Linked DNA regions of Homo sapiens: all the other regions are linked to region 3. A link is a loop called in an ENCODE intact Hi-C map of the cell type or tissue named here. Cell type or tissue: chondrocyte. All regions are shown on one strand. Each heading gives the region's core, and the rest is flanking DNA. Links, peaks and the distances in the headings are about the cores only. Region 1 overlaps GMFG (glia maturation factor gamma). Region 2 holds the start of FBXO27 (F-box protein 27). Region 3 holds the start of FBXO17 (F-box protein 17).

The links. Peaks named below come from ENCODE experiments on the same cell type or tissue, not always from the same donor. Only the 100,000 strongest peaks of a DNase experiment are listed, where the experiment ranks them.
Region 1: it touches region 3 in a loop (3-fold over the local background); 45 of 110 quality-filtered maps call a loop at or near these places.
Region 2: it touches region 3 in a loop (4-fold over the local background); 27 of 110 quality-filtered maps call a loop at or near these places.

What each region holds. Positions count from the first base shown.
Region 1 is chr19:39,325,973-39,332,268 of GRCh38, forward strand. It overlaps GMFG (glia maturation factor gamma), which reads right to left. Exons shown (of 7, transcript NM_004877.4): 5 at 3,572-3,654; 6 at 3,028-3,101; 7 at 2,387-2,576. The coding sequence ends at 2,505. Among named protein-coding and RNA genes, the nearest start is that of GMFG, 6.9 kb to the right of the region's middle. In chondrocyte, for the core only: CTCF peaks have their summits at 2,319 (motif pointing left) and 2,535; no DNase peak of the experiment used is centred there.
Region 2 is chr19:39,030,313-39,036,357 of GRCh38, forward strand. FBXO27 (F-box protein 27) reads right to left here and starts at 2,237. Exons shown (of 6, transcript NM_178820.5): 1 at 2,191-2,237; 2 at 1,552-1,941; 3 at 897-1,008; 4 at 717-812. The coding sequence starts at 1,915. RefSeq lists enhancers at 816-925, 1,332-2,124 and silencers at 1,034-1,216, 1,066-1,305, 1,456-1,535, 1,736-1,885, 1,946-2,015. In chondrocyte, for the core only: a CTCF peak has its summit at 1,933; DNase peaks (open chromatin) are centred at 1,064, 1,429, 1,759 and 2,269.
Region 3 is chr19:38,973,122-38,979,417 of GRCh38, forward strand. It overlaps FBXO17 (F-box protein 17), which reads right to left and starts at 2,621. Exons shown (of 6, transcript NM_024907.7): 1 at 2,465-2,621. RefSeq lists enhancers at 4,568-4,617, 5,068-5,167. In chondrocyte, for the core only: CTCF peaks have their summits at 1,722, 3,620 and 3,830; DNase peaks (open chromatin) are centred at 2,149 and 2,558.

The DNA of each region.
Region 1 (6,296 bases), core at 379-5,378, 350 kb after region 3:
AGGAATAAATAACGACCTCTTAGCCCAGGTTCCCTAGAAGAAAAGGGTATACCCAGCAGCTGGAGAATGTCCCATAAGGTAAGGGAATGTGTGAGTTGGCCTGAAAAACGGGCAACAGGTTGAACTAGACATCTTAATTGTTTCCCTGGAGCCCTAATTCCTGCCCCAAACCTAATACAGACCCTCTACCAATCCCATTCTTCTGGCCCCGCCCCAAGCCTAGGCCCCACCCCCAGACTCTTAGGCCCTGCCCCAAAGCAAAAACTCCAGCCCTTTTAAAGCTAAGCAATGCCCATTCCGGCCCTTTCAAGGTTAGGAAGTCCCCCAAGTCTAGGGCACCGACTCAAAACTTAGGGAGCTTGGATCTGTGGGCGTTTATAGGATAGGTTGGTGGAACTAGAGGAGGCGGTCCCCAGTTTGTACTGCCTCTCCAGGGAATCTCCCCAAACCCGAAGACACGTCCCATTGTGCTGACTCCTCATTGGATAGTGCAGTCTGTTCTGGCCTCTCTGATTGGTCCTTCCACAATCCCTAGCTGTACTCCCTCTGCATTGGACTGCGCCTGTGAGCCACCCTTTCTGATTGGCCCCTGCTTTCCCATGCTTTGCTCCTGATCGGGCAAGTCCTTGTGCATGGCTCTTTCTGATTGGACCGTTTGTAATCACAAGCCTGGATGAAACAGAAGTTCCACTATGGAGGGTGGGAGTACCACCAAGGAGGACGAGGAGGAGGGGGGGGAGGGGGAGGGGGAGAGGGAAGGGGAGGGGAGGGGGAGGGGAGCGGGGAGGAGGAGGAGGTTCCCTAAGTCTCTTGCCTAAGAGAGAGTGTGGCCATTGACCCCCAAGATAGCCTGGGCTTAAAGAGTTCTAACTGTACAGACCACAGGTGCCTTTGGCTTCTATGCCTCAGATTTTTATCGTCTTTAAGTTGGAGAGAATAATAGTACCTTTTTCACGAGGTATTGCAATAATTAAATAAGCTAATGCCTATAAACTGCTTATAGAAGTACCTGGTACATAGGAAGCCCTCAAGAGGAGGGTCAGCTATTAGTATTCATTTGATCATGTAAGTGCATGACCTTGGATGAGTCCCTCTGCCTCTCTGACCTCTGCAGGCCAGGAGTTCCTTGTCCATTTAATTGAATGACCCCTCTTGTCTCCAGTCCTCCTCCTCCTCCATCTCCTGCCTTCAGGGACTGGGCCTGTGATCAGAGGGAGGGACAGAGAGATAGGGACAGGAAAACAGCACTAGTGGAGGGCAGAGGAGCTCAACCTAACCCTCCAGAGAATTTAGGGCAGGGTGAATTTTCTCTATGGACCAGTGTAGAGTGATTCTATCCCGAATCCCTCATGCAAAGGACTTGCCCTGATTGGGGGTGAGCGGGCAAGAGATAGGGTAGAGTGGGGTGGTAAGGGGATGGTGTGTTAAGGCTGGGAGGGCTTGGAGCTGGGCTTTTTGGACCCTATCCCCGGAAACACCAAGGTTGGGGGAACGGGCAGCCCAGGCCCAAGGTCACTATGTCTTTGTTACCATGGCAACAGCCACCTCTCTACCGGGAACCTGAAAAGGGGTGGGGGGAGGGAGTTCCCACGTCCCTGAAACCGGGGACAGAGAGGGGAACAATTAGAAACATGGAAGAGAAGCAGAGAGACAGAAAGGGTGTGATTCATCTCTGTGAAGACCTGCCCATCTCGGAATTCTCAGAGCCCGGTACATTGTGGGTACTTAATCAATGTCCCTCAGAGACAGACGCAGAAAGCCTGAGAAAGTTCGATGTCAAGAGATGCCAGAAAAAAGAAAAGAAGAATCTTCAGATGGGGGCAAGTGTCCCTTCCCTGTCTCCTCAATCTCACACCCCTGGGAGTCCACCGAGGGCCCAGGATCGACTTCAGCTTCCCCAGCCCTGGGTGTTCAGGCCTACCTGACCGTACAAACCATCCACCCCCCAGCAGCTCCTGAGATCCTGAAGCAATTACGTTCAAACCTCTTCGGCCTTTAAATTCTTCCTATCTAAGGGCTCAGCTGAGAAAAGTCGCATTCGGTGATGCCTCCTACCCCCCAGAGGTGGGGAGTGGGGGAGGAAACGGGCACTTTGCCTCCTTTATTCTCAGGGGTCCTTGTTCCCCTTGGGAGTGACCGCTCTGTAGATCCAGATATTTCCCCAATACCTCCAGGAGACCCAGGCCTCGCCCATCCGTCCCCCACCCCCCAAGGAAATCCTTCAGGCCCTTCCCTTTCTTTCTAAGAAAGAGGTATCCTCCTTCCCTCCCGGGACCCAGCTCGCATTCCTCTAGGTCAGCCCGCCCCCTGCTGGCCCAAGCCTCGTACTGCAGGAACCGTCGGCTAGAGCCCAGAAGAGGCAGAAACTGAGTCCAAACTGAGGATCTCCGAGTTTTTGCATTTTAAAATTTATTTAAAGTCTTGGTTGTTCAGGTCCTAGGGGTTCCAAGTCCCCAGTCACCTTGAGGACTCAGACATCAGGAATTCAGTCCCCAGCCCAGAGATCAACGAAAGAAAGACAACTTTTCTTGGAGCCAGGCCTCAGTGAGGTCATCAGTGGTGCGGATTTCGAACACCTGGGCAGAGAGAGGTCTCGGCATTATGATCTACTCAAACACTGAGACAGTGGCTGGGCACGGTGGCTCACCTGTAAGAGAGCACTTTGGGAGGCTGAGGTGGGTGGATCACTTAAGGTCAGGAGTTCGAGACCAGCCTGGCCAATATGGTGAAACCCTGACTCTACTAAAAATACAAAAAGTAGCCAGGTGTGGTGGCGTGTGCCTGTCGTCCCACTACTTGGGAGGCTGAGGCAGGAGAATTGCTTGAACCCAGGAGGAGGAGGTTGCAGTGAGCCGAGGTTGTGCCACTGCACTCCAGCCTGGATGACAGAGCGAGACCCAGTTCTTTAAAAAAACAAAAACAAAAACAAAAACCACTGAGACAGTGAGGACTCTAGTCCCTCTTCCCTCAGACCCAGGACCCACACCACCTCTCCCTAACACTCTGGAGCCCCATCCCAGTCTGAACCTTTGTGAGCTCTGCTGTCTGCACCAGCCTGTTTTTACTCCCTGCATACATCATCTGTTGTTCCGGCTTGCAGCCTGCGTGGAAAAGAGGAGAAAGGCACATCAGTGGGGACCCAGGCGTGTTCTCTAAAGCTCTAGTAATGTCCTGAAGGCCCTGCAGCTTGCCAAGGGTCCTAGGAGCTCTTCTAAGGAGGTCCCTGCACTGTACTCAGTTTCTAGGTTGGCTTGGGGGCTTCAAGTTATTCTGAGGGTCTCTGGAGATGATTTAGGGGCCAGACGGGGATTTCTAGGTGAAAGGAAAAGGTGGGTTGGCTTAGGCCCCAGGACTGAGAACGGGTGGGCTCTTGGTGAATCTGAGCCCCCACCTCCACTTCACTGCCCTCCCACATCATGCGTGCGACACACACACATCCTCACCCAGTCACACACAGGCTGTCACATGCTCACACTCTTACACAAGTGCCTGCACACATTCGCATTTACACACAAACACACACACACAGAATCGAAGACCCTCTCCTGAGGACAGTAGAGCTGTGTCTCACCCACAGGGCTGGAGAAGATGAAACACAAAGGGTAGGACACTCGGCCATCGTCATGCACGTACTTGTAGCTGTAAACCACGAACCTACCGTGAAAGGGAATTGAAAATCAGGACTCTGGCCTGCAGCCCAGGCTTAACAGCCATTACCTGAGTCCACAGCCTTGAAATGTTGGCTGAGTCTGAGAACCCAGGGTTGATGTCTGGGACTCAGGGTACTGACCTCAAACACAACAAATGATTAAAAAATAATCATAGGGCCGGGCGCAGGACTCACACCTATAATCCCAGCACTTTGGGAGGCCGAGGCGGGTGGATCACCTGAGATCAGGAGTTCGAGACCAGCCTGGCCAACATGGTGAAACCTCGTCTCTACTAAAAATACAAAAATTAGCCTGGAGTAGTGGTGGGCGCCTGTAATCCCAGCTAGTCAGGAGGCTGAGGCAGGAGAATCGCTTGAACTCAGGAGGCAGAGGTTGCAGTGAGCCAAGATCACGCCATTGCACTCCAGCGTGGGTGACAAAAGTGGAACTCCATCTCAAATAATAATAATAATGATAGTGCTCATTTGACTCACAATTACTTTATAATATAGGTGCTATTAATATCCCCATCGTACAGATGAGAAAACTGAGGCCCAAAGTCACTTGCCTAAGGTTCTACAGATAGGGGAGAGATTTGAACCTGGGAAAGTGAATGCCAGCGTGTAAGTTCTCACCCCCTATGCAATTCTGTCCAGTGCACTTGAACCCCAGGTGCACTGTGACCAGTGATGGCTACAGAATCATCCAAGCCCGGTATAAAATGAAAATGTGGGGCATCTTGTTCAAGAAGCAGGAAAATTGTTTTCCTTTCTTTTGTAGTCTCTCTCTAGACTGATCATCGTCTTTTTTTTTTACTGTTATTAGAGACAGGGCCTCACTCTGTTGCCCAGGCTGGAGTGCAATGGTGCGATCCTAGCTCACTGCAGTCTTGAACTCCTGGGCTCAAGCAATCCTCCTATCTCAGCCTCCAGAGTAGCTGGGAGTATAGGTGCACACCACCATGCCCAGCTAATTTTTTTTTTTTTTTTTTTGAGACAGGGTCTCACTTTGTCACCCAGGTTGGAGTACAGGGACGTGGTCTCAGCTCATTGCAGCCTCGACCTCCCAGGTTCAGGTGATCCTCCTGCCTCAGCCCCCCAAGTAGCTGAGATTACAGGGGCGTGCCACCACATCCAGCTAATGTTTTTTGTGTTTTTTGCAGAGACAGAGTTTCACCATGTTGCCCAGGCTGGTCTCGAACTCCTGAGCTCAAGTGATCTGTCCACCTCAGCCTCCCAAAGTGCTGGGATTACAGGCATGAGCCACTGCGCCTGGCCTTTTTTTAAAAAATTTTAGTAGAAATGGGGGTCTTGTTATGTTGCCCAGGCTGGTCTTGAACTCCTGGCCACAAGCAGTACTCCCACCTCAGACTCCCAAAGTGCTGAGATTACAGGTGTGAGCCACTGCGCTCAGCCTGTCTTTTTTAGTTTGCTATTTAAAGTCGTGCTCCCTCGGGCATGAGGATATGCGCAGGCAGAGTGCAGATGCTCACAGGAACACCCTGTAACTTGTCAGGCAAGGGGTGCCTTCTGGACCCTGACCCTCCCTACACCAGCAGGAAACCCAAGGACAGCAGCGGTCACTGGGTGGGTGCAGAGAGTGGGTGGCTGAGAACCTGTTCAGGGAGGCAGCCAGGTGGTGGACTGCCTGTGAACCTAGCTCCAAACCCCAGCACATTTGTGTGAAGTCCATTGTCCCATCTGACTTCATACAAAACAGAAATTCAAAGATAAAACTATAAAGAAGGTGACCGTTAACCCCCATGTGTGAGGCCCCCTCCTGGGTGCGGGGCCCTGTGCAATTATCATATGCCCATGAAGCTGGTCCTTGTTGAGTCCTACAGCCTCTAATCCTAGAGACCCAAAATGAATTCAGTCAAGATGAAAAATCTTAGCAGACCAGTTTTCACAGAAATAGTCAAAGAGCTCTTCCACCAAAAAAAGCACCAGGCTCATGTGACTTCGCCCAGGATTCTACCTGATAGTTAAAAGTCGAGTCATTCCTTTAGCAGGGTGCAGTGGCAGTGCCTGTAGTCCCAGTTACTTGGGAGGCTGAGGCAGGAGGATGGCTTGAGCCCAGGAGTTAGAGGCTACAGTGAGCCAGGATCACAGCACTGCCCAATAGCCTGGGTGACACAGTGAGACCCTGTCTCTAAAAATTTTTTTAATAAAATAACAATAATAATAATTAATTTGTTTGCTACCTAAAGTGTTCCCAAACATTGAAAAAGAAGGAAAATTTCTTTTTTTGTTTTTTTGAGACAGGGTCTTGCTCTGTCACCCAGGCTGGAGTACAGGGGTGCTATCTTGGCTCACTTGCAGCCTCAGCTTCCTGAACTCAACTGACCCCCGACATCAGCCTCCCAAGTAGCTGGAACCACAGGCACATGCCACCATGCCTGGCTAATTTTTTTTTTTTTTAATAGAGACAAGGTCCTCCACCAGGCGCGGTGGCTCACGCCTGTAATCCCAGCACTTTGGGAGGCCGAAGCAGGGATCACCTGAGGTTAGGAGTTCGAGACCAGCCTGGCCAACATGTCTCTACTAAAAATACAAAAATTATCCAGACATGGTGGTGGGCCCCTGTAATCCCAGCTACTCAGGAGGCTGAGGCCAGAGAATCGCTTGAACCCAGGAGGCGGAGGTT
Region 2 (6,045 bases), core at 1-5,000, 56 kb after region 3:
AGGGGAAACAGAGGTATGCTGTGACTTGCCCAAGGCTACAAAGCCACAGAGCTAGGGTTTGAATCTGGGAGGTCTGGCTCCAGAACCTAAGCTCTTGGCTAACTATGCTGTTTTCTCCTCCTAAGGCAAGGAGCATCTCATTCATTCACAGACAAGACTGAGCTGGGCCAAAGGTCTCTGTACTGGATCTCATCTTCTGTCTTCCAATCCACATCCTTTTGGGCATGAGCAGAAAGTGTGTACTCTGCTAATTACTAGAACTGTGAGTGTGTTTTTCACTTCACCTCCCTGAACTTCAGTTTCTTTTCTTTCTTTTTTTTTTCCAGGACTGAGTCTCACTCTGTCGTCCAGGCTGGAGTGTAGTGGTACAACCTCCACCTCCTGGGTTCAAGTGATTCTCCTGCCTCAGCCTCCCAAGTATGTGGGACTACAGGTGTGCACTACCAGGCCCGGCTAATTTTTTTTTTGTATTTTTAGTAGAGACGAGGTTTTGCCATGCTGGTTGGGCTGGTCTCGAACTCCTGACCTCAAGTGATCTGCCTGCCTCGACCCCCCAAAGTGCTGGGATTATAGGTGTGAGCCACCATGGCTGGCCTGAACTTCAGATTTTTTATCTGTAAGGAGGGGTTAGGAGGCCTAAATTAAGTCACCCATAAAAAGGCCATGTCACATGCAGTCAGTGCTTAGCAAGGGGCTATTTTAATCGTCACACTCACCAGTCAGAGACACAAATCTCAATCCTGCCACTATCCAGCAGTTCTGGCCACAGACCCTCCTCCTCTAGGTCCAAGACCTGCTTCTTGCAACACCAGCTGGGAATGCAGGAGACAGGGTAATGAGAACAGGCAGGCCTTTCTCAACAAGGGGCCGGACCTTTGGATAGCAGGGGCATTCACCTGAATGAAGTCACGAAGCACGTCTGAGAAGGGGCCCCAGGCACGGTTGTCCTGTTTTCCTCCACCACCCAGCCGTCCCCACCGTGTTGCACCATCCACTTTCGGAGGCCTTCTGTGAAATAAAAAAGGCTTGTGCCCAAGTTCCAGTCGCCCGCCTGTTGGTTCCTAGTGAGACCCCGCCCCTAGCCCCTCCCACGTGCTCACAGTGCAGCTCACTCACCTGACCCTTCCCACCGAGGCCCCGCCCCCTTCCCCTCCCACCAGCTCAGGGCAAAGCCCCGCTCCTCTGGCCCTTCTCACTGATTTGCAGCAAAGCCCTGCCCCTCCAACCCCTCTCTCGGGCTCCCAGAACTGCCCCACTCCCACCCCTCCCACAGGCAAACGGTGAAGCCCTGCCCAGTCAGCCCTGCACCCTGCGTGCCAATGCTGCCTCGTCCCTCCGACACCTCCCACCGGCTCCCAATGCTGCCCCGCCCCTCCGGCACCTCACACCGGCTCCCAATGCTGCCCCGCCTCTCCGACTCCTCCCACCGGTCCCACTGCGGCCCTGCCCCTGCGGCCCCTAGTACCGGTCCCAGTGCGGCCCCGCCCCTCCGGCCCCGCTACCGCTCCCACTGTGGCCCAGCATCCTGGACTTCCTCTTCCGAGATCCCACCTTGGCCGCAGGGGTTGCGAATAAGGTTGCGTCCGATGGGTCTGCGCGCGCAGAAGCGGCCCAGGGGGCAAGGCCTGGCGTTACGGGCGGGAGACTGGCAGCTGCGGGCGAGGTGCAGCAGCGCGCGGCCGGTGGCGCCGTGGTCGCGGGCCAGGATCAGCAGCCACAGGGCCTGGCCGTCCACCAGGGCTCGCCAGCCCCGGCACACTTGGCGGCAGCGCCCGAGCAGCGTGCGCGGGGGGACGTGGCTCAGCACCACCAGAAGCAGCTCTGGGGGTAGTTGGCTCAGGTCCAGCGCCTCTTCGGGTTCCGGCTCCGGCGCGGGGACCCGGGCGGCCCGGCCCCTGGAGACCGAGGCGCCCATGGTCCCCCCGCCAGGCCCGGCTGTGGCTGCGGGAGAGGAAGGGTCAAGGCGTCAGGGACCAGCAGCCTCCGCGGCGCGCAGCCTCTGCCTGCCCTGATTCTGCCAGCCGCACCCCCGTCTTCACCATCCCTGGGCCCCGTCCCCAAGTCCCCATCCCCCAGCCCGTCCTTGATAGCCCCGATATCCCGGAGACCCCGCGGTCTGTGTGTATGCCCCGAATTGCATGCAATCAGCCCCCCTCGGCGGCCGCACCGACACCGCACCCCAAGTCCTACCCCGGGGCCTGGCGGCGCTCCTCGCCGGGATGCCCTAGCTGTGCCGCAAGCTCCCCACGCCCCTCTGCGTCCTTTTTACTCGCCGGCCCCTCCCCTCTTACTAGCCAGCTTCACCCACCCCTGCATCCTCTTTCTTACTCGCCAGCCCCTCCCGCCTGCTCCCTCCCGCTCTCCAAACCCAACCTGCTTCCCGCGACGGGGCCAGGTGCAGCCAGGAGCCAAGGCCTGCTGCTCACAGCCGTCCCCTCCAGCCGGCCCCTTGAAGTGTCCCTAATTCGTTAGTAGCAATGAGACGTCTGGCTCTGAGCAACCATTGTTATTTTGGTCAGGCTTCTGAGTGGGAGGCCTCGTATCCGTTAACGTGTTAAAAAATTTCCATCACCTTTAAGGTCGGGCGTGGTTATCTTCATTTCACAGGAGAAAACAGGCTCCGGCTGCTAAAAATTAATGCAACCAATAGTAACACCAGCCAACTTTTATGGACGGTTTTACTGCCAGCCAGGGTGGCAACCCCATGAAGTAGGTGCTGTTATGCCCTTTACTTCACAGGTGAAAAAACTGAGACCAGCAGAGGCCAAGTGGCTTGTCTATGATCACCAGCTAGTAGGGATTTGAATCCAGCCAGCCTAGCTCCGGAATTCCTCATTTTAACCTCTAGATCAGCTCTGTCCAATAAAAATACAATTGTGGCTGGGTGCGGTGACTCATGCCCGTAATCCCAGCACTTTGGGAGGCCAAGGCAGGCGGATCGCTTGAGGTCAGAAGTTCGAGACCAGCCTGGCCAACATGGTGAAACCCCGTCTCTACTAAAAATACAAAAATTAGCTGGGCGTGGTAGCACGCGCCTGTAATCCCAGCTAATTTGGAGGCTTAGGCAGGAGAATTGCTTGAATCCGGGAGGGGGAGGTTGCAGTGAGCAGAGATTGCACCACTGCACTCCAGCCTGTGCAAAAGAGTGAGTGAGACTCCGTCTCAAAAAACAAACAGAAAAAAAAAATTGTGAAAGTTGATCATGTGAATTGGATCCTTCTTGTCATATCCAACTAAAACAAAGTTGAGAGGCCGGGGGGAAAACACTTAGGGCAGATACCATTGCTCCAAGAAAGTGATTCTCTGCAAGCCTGGCTGTTAAAACTGCCTGTTGTAACCTGGAAGCAGTCTAACTGGTACTGAAAAAACCTGCCGTGACTCTAAGACTAGTTTTTCCCTCTGCTGTCACTTACCAGTCAGAACTTGCCAGCTCCCCAGAACGTTGCTAGTGTCAATGAACTTTCTTGCAAAACAATACCTAACATTTCTGTTTCTTATAAAAACCTCTAACCTCTTTGTTCTTTGAAAGTTCTGAAGACCGCCTGGTCTGTGTGGATGCCTCGAATGTCAATTCTTGCTTCCCAAATAAAACATTTTATTATTTTTTTGAGACAGAGTCTCGCTCTGTCGCCCAGGCTGGAGGGCAGTGATGCAATCTCGTCTCACTGCAACCTCCGCCTCATGGGTTCAAGCGATTCTCCTGCCTCAGCCTCCCGAGTAGCTGGGATTACAGGCGCATGCCACCATGCCCAGCTAATTTTTGTATTTTTAGTAGAGACGGGGTTTCACCATGTTGGCCAGGATGGTCTCAAACTCCCGACCTCAGGTGATCTGCCCGCCTCAGCCTCCCAAAGTGCTGGGATCGCAGGCATGAGCCACCGCAACAAAACATTTTAAATCGAGAGATTTGTCTCTATATCTCTATATTTTATTTGGCTTCGACATAACGTGAGCTGTATACATAGTTTAAGACATCAACAAACAAAACCAGACATGGATTCTTCCCCACAAAGAACTTACCTTCTAGAGGGAGAGACATGATAAACAGTTGGCATAATGAGCAAATTACGTAGTATCAGGGAAATAATTAAATATAAAACCTCCAGGCCGGGCATGATGGCTCACGCCTGTAATCCCAGAACTTTGGGAGGCTGAGGCAGGCGGATCACTTGAGGTCAGGAGTGTGAGACCAGCCTGGCCAAAATGGCGAAACTCCGTCTCTACTGAAAATACAAAAATTAGCCGGGCATGGTGGCGCATGCCTGTGATCCCAGCTACTCGGGAAGCTGAGGCATGAGAATCACTTCAACAAGGGAGGCAGAGGTTGCAGTGAGCTGAGACCTCACCACTGCACTCCAGCCTAGGCGACAGAGTGAGAAGCTGTCTTAAATAAATAAAATAAATAAAACCTCCTTTTGACCCTCTTAGAATCCTCTCCACAAATGCAGAAAAGAATTAAATGGGTCCTGGCATGGGGGCTCACACCTGTAATCCCAGCACTTTGGGAGGCCGAGGCAGGAGGATCTCTTGAGCCCAGGAGTTTGAGACCAGCGCTGGCAACACAGTGAAACCCCGTCTCTACAAAAAATTTAAAAAGTAGCTGCAAATAGTGGTGTGCACCTGTAGTCTCAGCTACTTGGGAGGCTGAGGTGGGAGGATGGCTTGAGCCTGGGAGGTTGAGGCTGCAGTGAGCTGTGATCATGCCACTGCACTTCAGCCTGGGCTACACATCGAGACCCTGTCTCAAAAAAAAAAAAAAAAAAAAAAGAAAAAGAAAAAGAAAACAAGTAAAAAAAAGAATGAAACGGTTGTATTAGTGTATACACTTCAAACTAGCCTGTAATGTGCTTCTGTCATGATGAACAGTAAACATAATAAGTGTGTGTGTGTTAAAAAGTGATTAGTGCTGTGAAAAATTAGAGCAGAGAAGGGAAATGGGGCATAACGAGGCTGGGTTGGGTGGATAGGAGAGGGAGACCCTGAATTAGGAGAGATGGATGAACTATTATGCTGGTCTAATTTCTTCTCAATATGTATATTTTCATTTTTAAAATTTTGTTTCAACTGGACACGGTGGCTCACACCTGTATCCCAACACTTTGGGAGGCCGAGGCAGGTGGATCACCTGAGGTCAAGTGTTTGAGACCAGCTTCACCAACATGGTAAAACTCCGTCCCTACTAAAAATACAAAAACCTAGGTGCAGTGGCTTATGCCTGTAATCCCAGCACTGTGGGAGGCCGAGGTGGCAGATCACGAGGCCAGGAGTTCGAGACCAGCCTGGCCAATATGGTGAAACCCCAACTCTACTAAAAATACCAAAAAAAAAAAAAAAAAAAATTAGGTGGGCATGGTGGTGCGCACTTGTAGTCCCAGCTACTCAGGAGGCTAAGGCAGAAGAATCACTTGAACCCAGGAGGCACAGGTTGCAGTGAGCTGAGATCCCACCATTGCACTCCAGCCTGGGCGACAAGAGTGAAAATTTGTCTAAAAAAAACTGTTTATATATATATATTTGAGACCAGGTCTCACTCTGTCGTAGCTCACTTTAGCCTCAAACTCCTGGAGTCAAGCCATCCTCCTGCCTTAGCCTCTGGGGTAGCTGGGACTAAAGGAGAGACAAGGTCTTGCTGTTGCCCAGGGTGGTCTCAAACTCCTGAGCTCAAGTGGTCCTCTCGCCTCCACCTCCCCAAGTGCTGGGATTATAGGCATGAGCAACTGTGCCCACTAAAACTAATATATTAGTTTTAATGTAATATATAAGCAGTGGGAATCTTGTTGATAATGAGATATGATGACTCAAGTATTTGACTTTTTTAAAAACTTTTTTCACTTTGTCATCCAGGCTGGAATGCAATGGCTTGATCTCAAACTCCTGACCTCAGGTGATCCTCCCGCCTTGGCCTCCCAAAGTGCTGGGATTACAGGCATGAACCACTGCACCTGGCCTGATTTTTTTTTTAACAGTTAAAAGGTTTAAAAAGTTTGAGTAGGTTGGCCAGGGACTGTGGCTGATGCCTGTAATCCCAGCACTTTTGGAGGCCGA
Region 3 (6,296 bases), core at 933-5,932:
TCCAGCACTTTGGGAGGCCAACGCGGGTGGATCACGAGGTCAGGAGTTCGAGACCAGGCTGACCAACACGGTGAAACCCCATCTCTACTAAAAATACAAAAAAATTAGCCAGGCGTGGTGGCACATGCTTGTAATCCCAGCTACTAGGGAGGCTGAGGCAGGAGAATCGCTTGAACCCAGGAGGTGGAGGTTGCAGTGAGCCGAGATTGTGCCACTGCACTCCAGCCTGGGCGACAGAGAGAGATTCTGCCTCAAAAATTCATTCTGCCATCAATACCCACTCCGTGAACAATTTCCCCTGCTGTCTCTAGCAGGTCTTCTGTGGCTGTTTCCTCCTAACAAGATCCCCGTGGGGGCTCAAACACCAGTGGGGGTGGCAGGTCTCACTCATCTCTTTTAATCTAAAACACTTCGTTTTCCATTCTTCTAAAAGAGATTACATACTTTTATTATAGAAAAAATTAAGGCAAACTTTTCTATTTGATTTCTAAGCCATATGTAGAATTTGATTAGAATTGAAGAAATTAATATTTACATAAATACAAAAATGTTATTTTAAAAATATATCTTTTTGTTTGGGCGCCGGTGGCTCACACCTGTAATCCCAGGACTTTTGATGGCCAAGACGAGCAGATGGCTTGAGCCCAGGAGTTCGAGACCAGCCTGGGTAACACGGCAAAACCCCGTATCCACAAAAAATAAAAAAATTAGTGGGGTTTGGTGGGGGGGCGTGCACCTGTAGCCCTAGTTACTCAGGAGGCTGAGGTGGGAGGATCTCTTGAGCCCAGGAGGTTGAGGCTGCAGTGAGCCATGATTACGACACTGTACTCCAGCCTGGGCAACACAGTTTTGATTTGATTTGATTTGATTTGAGACAGGGTCTCAAATATATATGTGTATATATATATATACATATATATATATACACATATATATACACACATATATATATGTACATATATAGTTTTTTTTTTTTTGAGACAGAGTCTTGCTCTTGTCACCCAGGCTGGAGTGCAATGGCACAATCTTGGCTCACTGCAACCTCCACCTCCAGGGTTCAAGCGATTCTCCTTCCTCAGCCTCCTGAGTAGCTGGGATTACAGGCGCCTACCACCACGCCTGGCTAATTTTTGTACTTTTAGTAGAGACGGGGTTCATGTTGGCCAGGCTGGTCTTGAATTCCTGACCTCAGGTGATCCGCCCGCCTCGGCCTCCCAGAGTGCTGGGATTACAAGCGTGAGCCACCGCGCACGCCCGGCCTAAAAATATATTTTTTAAAAAGAAGCTCCTTAGCCAAGCCTTACAAAAAGAGAGTCAACAGATACTAGGTATATTTAATGGAACAATAAATACAAGTTAAAAAAATTATTTTATGTTAGAAAAGTAGCCAATAGAGAAGCCGAAAGTAATGTCCTGACTATACAGGGAGGTGATTATATAGGGAGGAGGAAAACCACGGAGATGATCAAAGTTGTCTCCTATTTTTAGCAAGGGATCCATGGACGCGTTGTCTAAAAGTTGATGAAATAAGAAATAACAATCCAAAAATATGCTGTAAAGATTTGGAAATAGATACCAGAGGAATAAAAAGTGGAAAAAGTTAAAAACGAGGCACCAGCGATCACGAGTTACTTCTTGCCATTTTTGAAAAGTAATGTAGTTAACAAAAAAATGTATTTGGCCGACAGGGGTTGGGGGCGGTGGTGAGGGAGAGGTTGTTGTTTAAAGGCGTGTTGTTTTCCATGCAAAGCTCTGTCCTGTCCTACGTGTCTGAGTGTCGTGTATTACTGGAACATTTTTAAAGAAGTATTATTTATTTTACAACTAGACTCCCATAATATTTGTCTTTCAAAATATGGAGTAAATAGACGCTGTCTAAAGTTGAAGAGGCAGTATACAGAGCTTTCGAACATATCACTGAACATTGCAAAAGTAACTTGGCAGAACAAAATTTAAATTGAGGGTTGGGGCCGCAGCGAAACACATAATGTGCCCAAGTTGCTAAATCGAGAAACCGCCCTCCAAGGCTTCTGATTCACAGATTCTGCGAAGGGACTGACGGCCAGAAGACAGAAAATCCAGCAACGGTAAAAAGCGGCCTGGCCTTCCCCGGGCTGTTGCGCCCACGTGTTGGTTTGCAGCGTTTGGCAGGGGTTTTGGATGGTGGCCTCCGCGGACGAGCGCAGGGATGGAGAGGCCTGGGCGTTCGAACACCCACGTTCAAAGCAAAGCCCTTCCAGATTTAGGGCTTTCTAACGTGCATTTGTATAACTTTGGGTTTAAAGGAGCCTCAGGCCGAGGGAGGGCCCGGGAAAGCGACGCTGCGGGTTATGGGACTCCCAGGGACCCGCCCCTCCGGGCAGGGCCTGGCGCGGGAATCCTTCCCGGGGCGCCCCAGCTGTGGGCGAGAACGGGACTGACGCTTGGGTCCCGACCTGGGTCCCCTACCTGTCCCGGCGCTCACCTGGCGGGCTGCTCGGAGGCGGCAGCGGCGGGCTAAGCTTCCCTTTCCCACTTTGTTCTGGGAGGCAGTCGAGGGGCTCCCCGTGATCGGCGTGGCCCAGGGGGCCCCGGGACCGGCGGTCTGGGCGGTCGGTCCTCTCCCGGGGCGTGGCGGCTGCAGCCCGGCGCCGGGGGCGGCGACTCTGAGATCCAGCGGGCGGGGGCGGGAGGCCGCCCCTCCTCCGGCTGCGGGGCCCAGCGGGAGCGAGGGCGGGCGGGCGGGGGAGCTTGGAGGGCTGCGTGCAGCGAGGGGGAGGCCCAGTTGCCGCGAGGCCAGCGGGGAGCGGGGCCAGCCCCGCGCCCCTAGGATCCGGGGCCCACCCCTGGGAGAGCCACCTCCTCTGGGTGTGCGAGTTCCACATCCCCAAGACGCCCCCGCGGGGGGACTGGTCCTAGCTCCCCACCCCCACCCAAATTCCGTTTCCTTCTGGTCCTGGCCTCCTGCTTGCGGCCGTCTCCACCCCTCACATCCATGGGATCCTGCACAGGTCCACGGTTGGTAAACCGCTTAGCTGTGAGCCCGACCCAGGGCCTGATTCGAAACACTTGGATCAAAGTCCCTGGCCACAGGGATTTTCTTGTATTTACGTTGCTTCCCAGGGCCAGATTCTCAGAAGCCCGGGGCTGATCTTAAATTAAATCCCTTCACCACACGCACTCTCTGTGGCAATGACAAACCTGTACCCTTCCACCTTAGGACTCCCCTGTCCTCCCCATCCCCCCAGCTATAGACAACTGAATTAATCCGGAGGTTCAGTTTCGGTCAGGCTGGGGCCGCGACCCATTTTCTCCCTTTACCTCTGCCCTTGGGTCTTTGCAGTCCCTTCTGATGGCCCTAGATTGCACCAGGGACCTCAAGGTGACTGATCTCAGACACCCCAGAGCTAGTTTTCTGGAAGCCAGGCCTCCCCCACGCTGGTAAATCATTCTCCAGGCCCACTGGCTCATATCTGCCACTGTGCTAAATGCTTTGTATGCATGACCTCCTCATGGACGCCTCTCCCGAGAAACTGAAGTCCAGAGATACCTGGTCTGTTGCACGTAGTCCAAGTCGCTAGCTTGGAGGGGTCACACAGCCAGAGAGCCTGGATTCCCTAAAGCCCCTTCCCCTAGAAACCTCAGCCAGGCCCCACAGCGCCATCGTGAGGACGGCGTGAGACTGCGTGTGCAGCGCGGAGCACAGTGCTGGACTCAGAGCCAACGCTAATTTGACTACTATTACATTATTTGTAACAACCGCCTTTGAAAGCATTTTCTGCTGTGGGTTGTAAAATTACTGTATTATTGGTAGAGTTTTTAGCACAGATCCACACGCAGTTCCTTATGTGAAAGGCGTAGGCCTAGGTTTGTTTTGCATTCCGGATTTTGGGGGGTTTATTTATTTTATTTTAGTTTTTTGAGACGGAGTCTCGCTCTGTTGCCCAGGCTGGAGTGCAGTGGCTAGATCTTGGCTCACTGCAAGCTCCACCTCCCGGGCTCAAGCAATTCTTGTGCCTCAGCCTCCCGAGTAGCTGGGATTACAGGAACGCGCCACCACGCCTGGCTAATTTTTGTATTTTTAGTAGAGAGGGGGTTTGGCCATGTTGGCCAGGCTGGTCTCGAACTCTTGACCTCAGGTGATCTGCCTGTCTTGGCCTCCCAAAGTACTGGGATTACAAGCGTGAGCTACCACGCCTGGCCGTAAGTAGCCATTTCTTCATGCTGCTCAATTCTCTGACATCCAGGGGCTTGCATATGTAGGGACAAGAATACTAACTAATCTTTGTTCTTTGATAAAACATTAAACAGTTGTTCCTCTAAGTCTTCCTCGAAACCAGATTTCCCTAATCATTTCAACATTCCTTCCAAAAGCCATCGCTTAAAGCCTTCCCAAATCTAATGTCAGATGTTTGCGATTGTTGTAAATACCTTAACAAATAGACAAAGCAATTGTGTGTTATTATAATGATTACAAAGCTAATGCATACTTGTGCTGACACGTGTCACCAGTGTGCTGATACCCATGGACTTGAGCTTGTTTCTTTATTGTTATTATTACAAAAAGTGGAATTGTTTATTTTTCATTTATTGATTTATTTTTGAGTCAGCGTCTGGCTCTGTTACCCAGGCTGGAGTGCAGTGGCATGATCACAGCTCACTGCAGCCTTGATCTCCTGGGCTCAAGTGATCCTCCCACCTCAGCCCCTCAAGTAGCTGGGACTACAGGGGCACGCCACCATGCCCGGCTAATCTTTGTATTTTTTGTAGAGATGAGGTTTCGCCATGCTGCCCAGGCTGGTCTCGAACTCATTAGCTCAACAATCCGCCTGCCTTGGCCTCCCAAAATGCTGGGATTACAGGCATAAGCCACTGCATCTGGCCTTGTTTCTTTATTATTGGTATTCTAGTTTTTAGACTCCTTTCCTGCAGGGAGTGTGATTTGACTCACCCAATATAAGGAGCCCTGGTAACCGCCTCAGACCTGCTGAGGTTTCGGCTTTAGGTCAGAGCCAGTTTCAGGAAGGCTGATGATTCAGGACCGGTGGAGAGGCCTGGGGAACCTCTAGCAGGGCAGCCCACTGAATGCGGTTGTCACTCAGAGCCTGTCCATGTGCTTGGATCTGAACAGGAAGAGAGGTTTTATTTATGGTCTTGGTCGTGCTTTCCCTCGGAGTCACATTTGTTCCTGGTGTCTCCTCACATGGTGCAGGCTGATGTGCCTACTTTGCAGCTCTTTCTGCTGAGCAAGGCCTGTTTCTACCCAATTAAATCTAAAGCCTTCTATCACAATAAAACCTCAACTGTCATTCCCATCAACCAAGAAGAACTGAACTAGGAGGCCCTGACATTTGCCAATCTGATGTGTTATCAAATGTTTACATTGGCCGGGCACGGTGGCTCATGTCTGTAATCCTAGTGCTTTGGGAGGCAGCAGGATCACTTGAGACCAGGAGTTCAAGACCAGCCTGTGCAACATAGTGAGACCCCCATCTCTACAAAAAATTTAAAAATTACCTGGCTATGATGGTGTGTGACTGTGGTTCTAGCTACTTGGGGGGCTGAGGCAGGAGGACCGCCTGAGCCTGGGAGGTTAAGGCTGCAGTGAGCTGTAATGGTGCCACTGTACTCCAGCCTGAGTGACAGAGCAAGACTCTATCTCAAGACAAATAAACAGGCCGGGCGCGGTGGCTCACGCCTGTAATCCCAACACTTTGGGAGGCCAAGGCAGGCGGATCACCTGAGGTCAGGAGTTTGAGACCAGCCTGGCCAACATGGCAAAACCCCGTCTCTACTAAAAATACAAAAATTAGCTGGGTGTGGTGGCATGTGTCTGCAGTCCCAGCTACTAGGAGGGCTGAGGCAGGAGGATTGCTTGAACCCAGGAGGCGGAGGTTGCACTGAGCTGAGATTGTGCCACTGCACTCTAGCCTGGGCAACACAGCAAGACTCTGTCTCAAAACAAACAAACAAACAAACGAAGTTTACATCTTTGCCTATCTAAGAAGTCAAAAGAAAACAAAAAAAGGTATTGCCCTGGTATCTTCCTTCGCATTTCTCCTAAGATGAGGACATTGGTCATCTTTTCATGTGTTTAAGAGCTATTTGCATTTCTTTCTACATAGTTTGTCATTAATCACCTTTGCCCATTTTTCTGCAATTACTGGTCAGGTGTTGTGTTTTAAAAATGGTGCAATGGGCCAGTGCAGTGGCTCACTCCTGTAATCCCAGCACTTTAGGAGGCCAAGTCGGGCGGATCAGAAGGTCAGGAGTTTGAGACTAGCCTGGCCAATATAGTGAAATCCTGTCTCTACTAA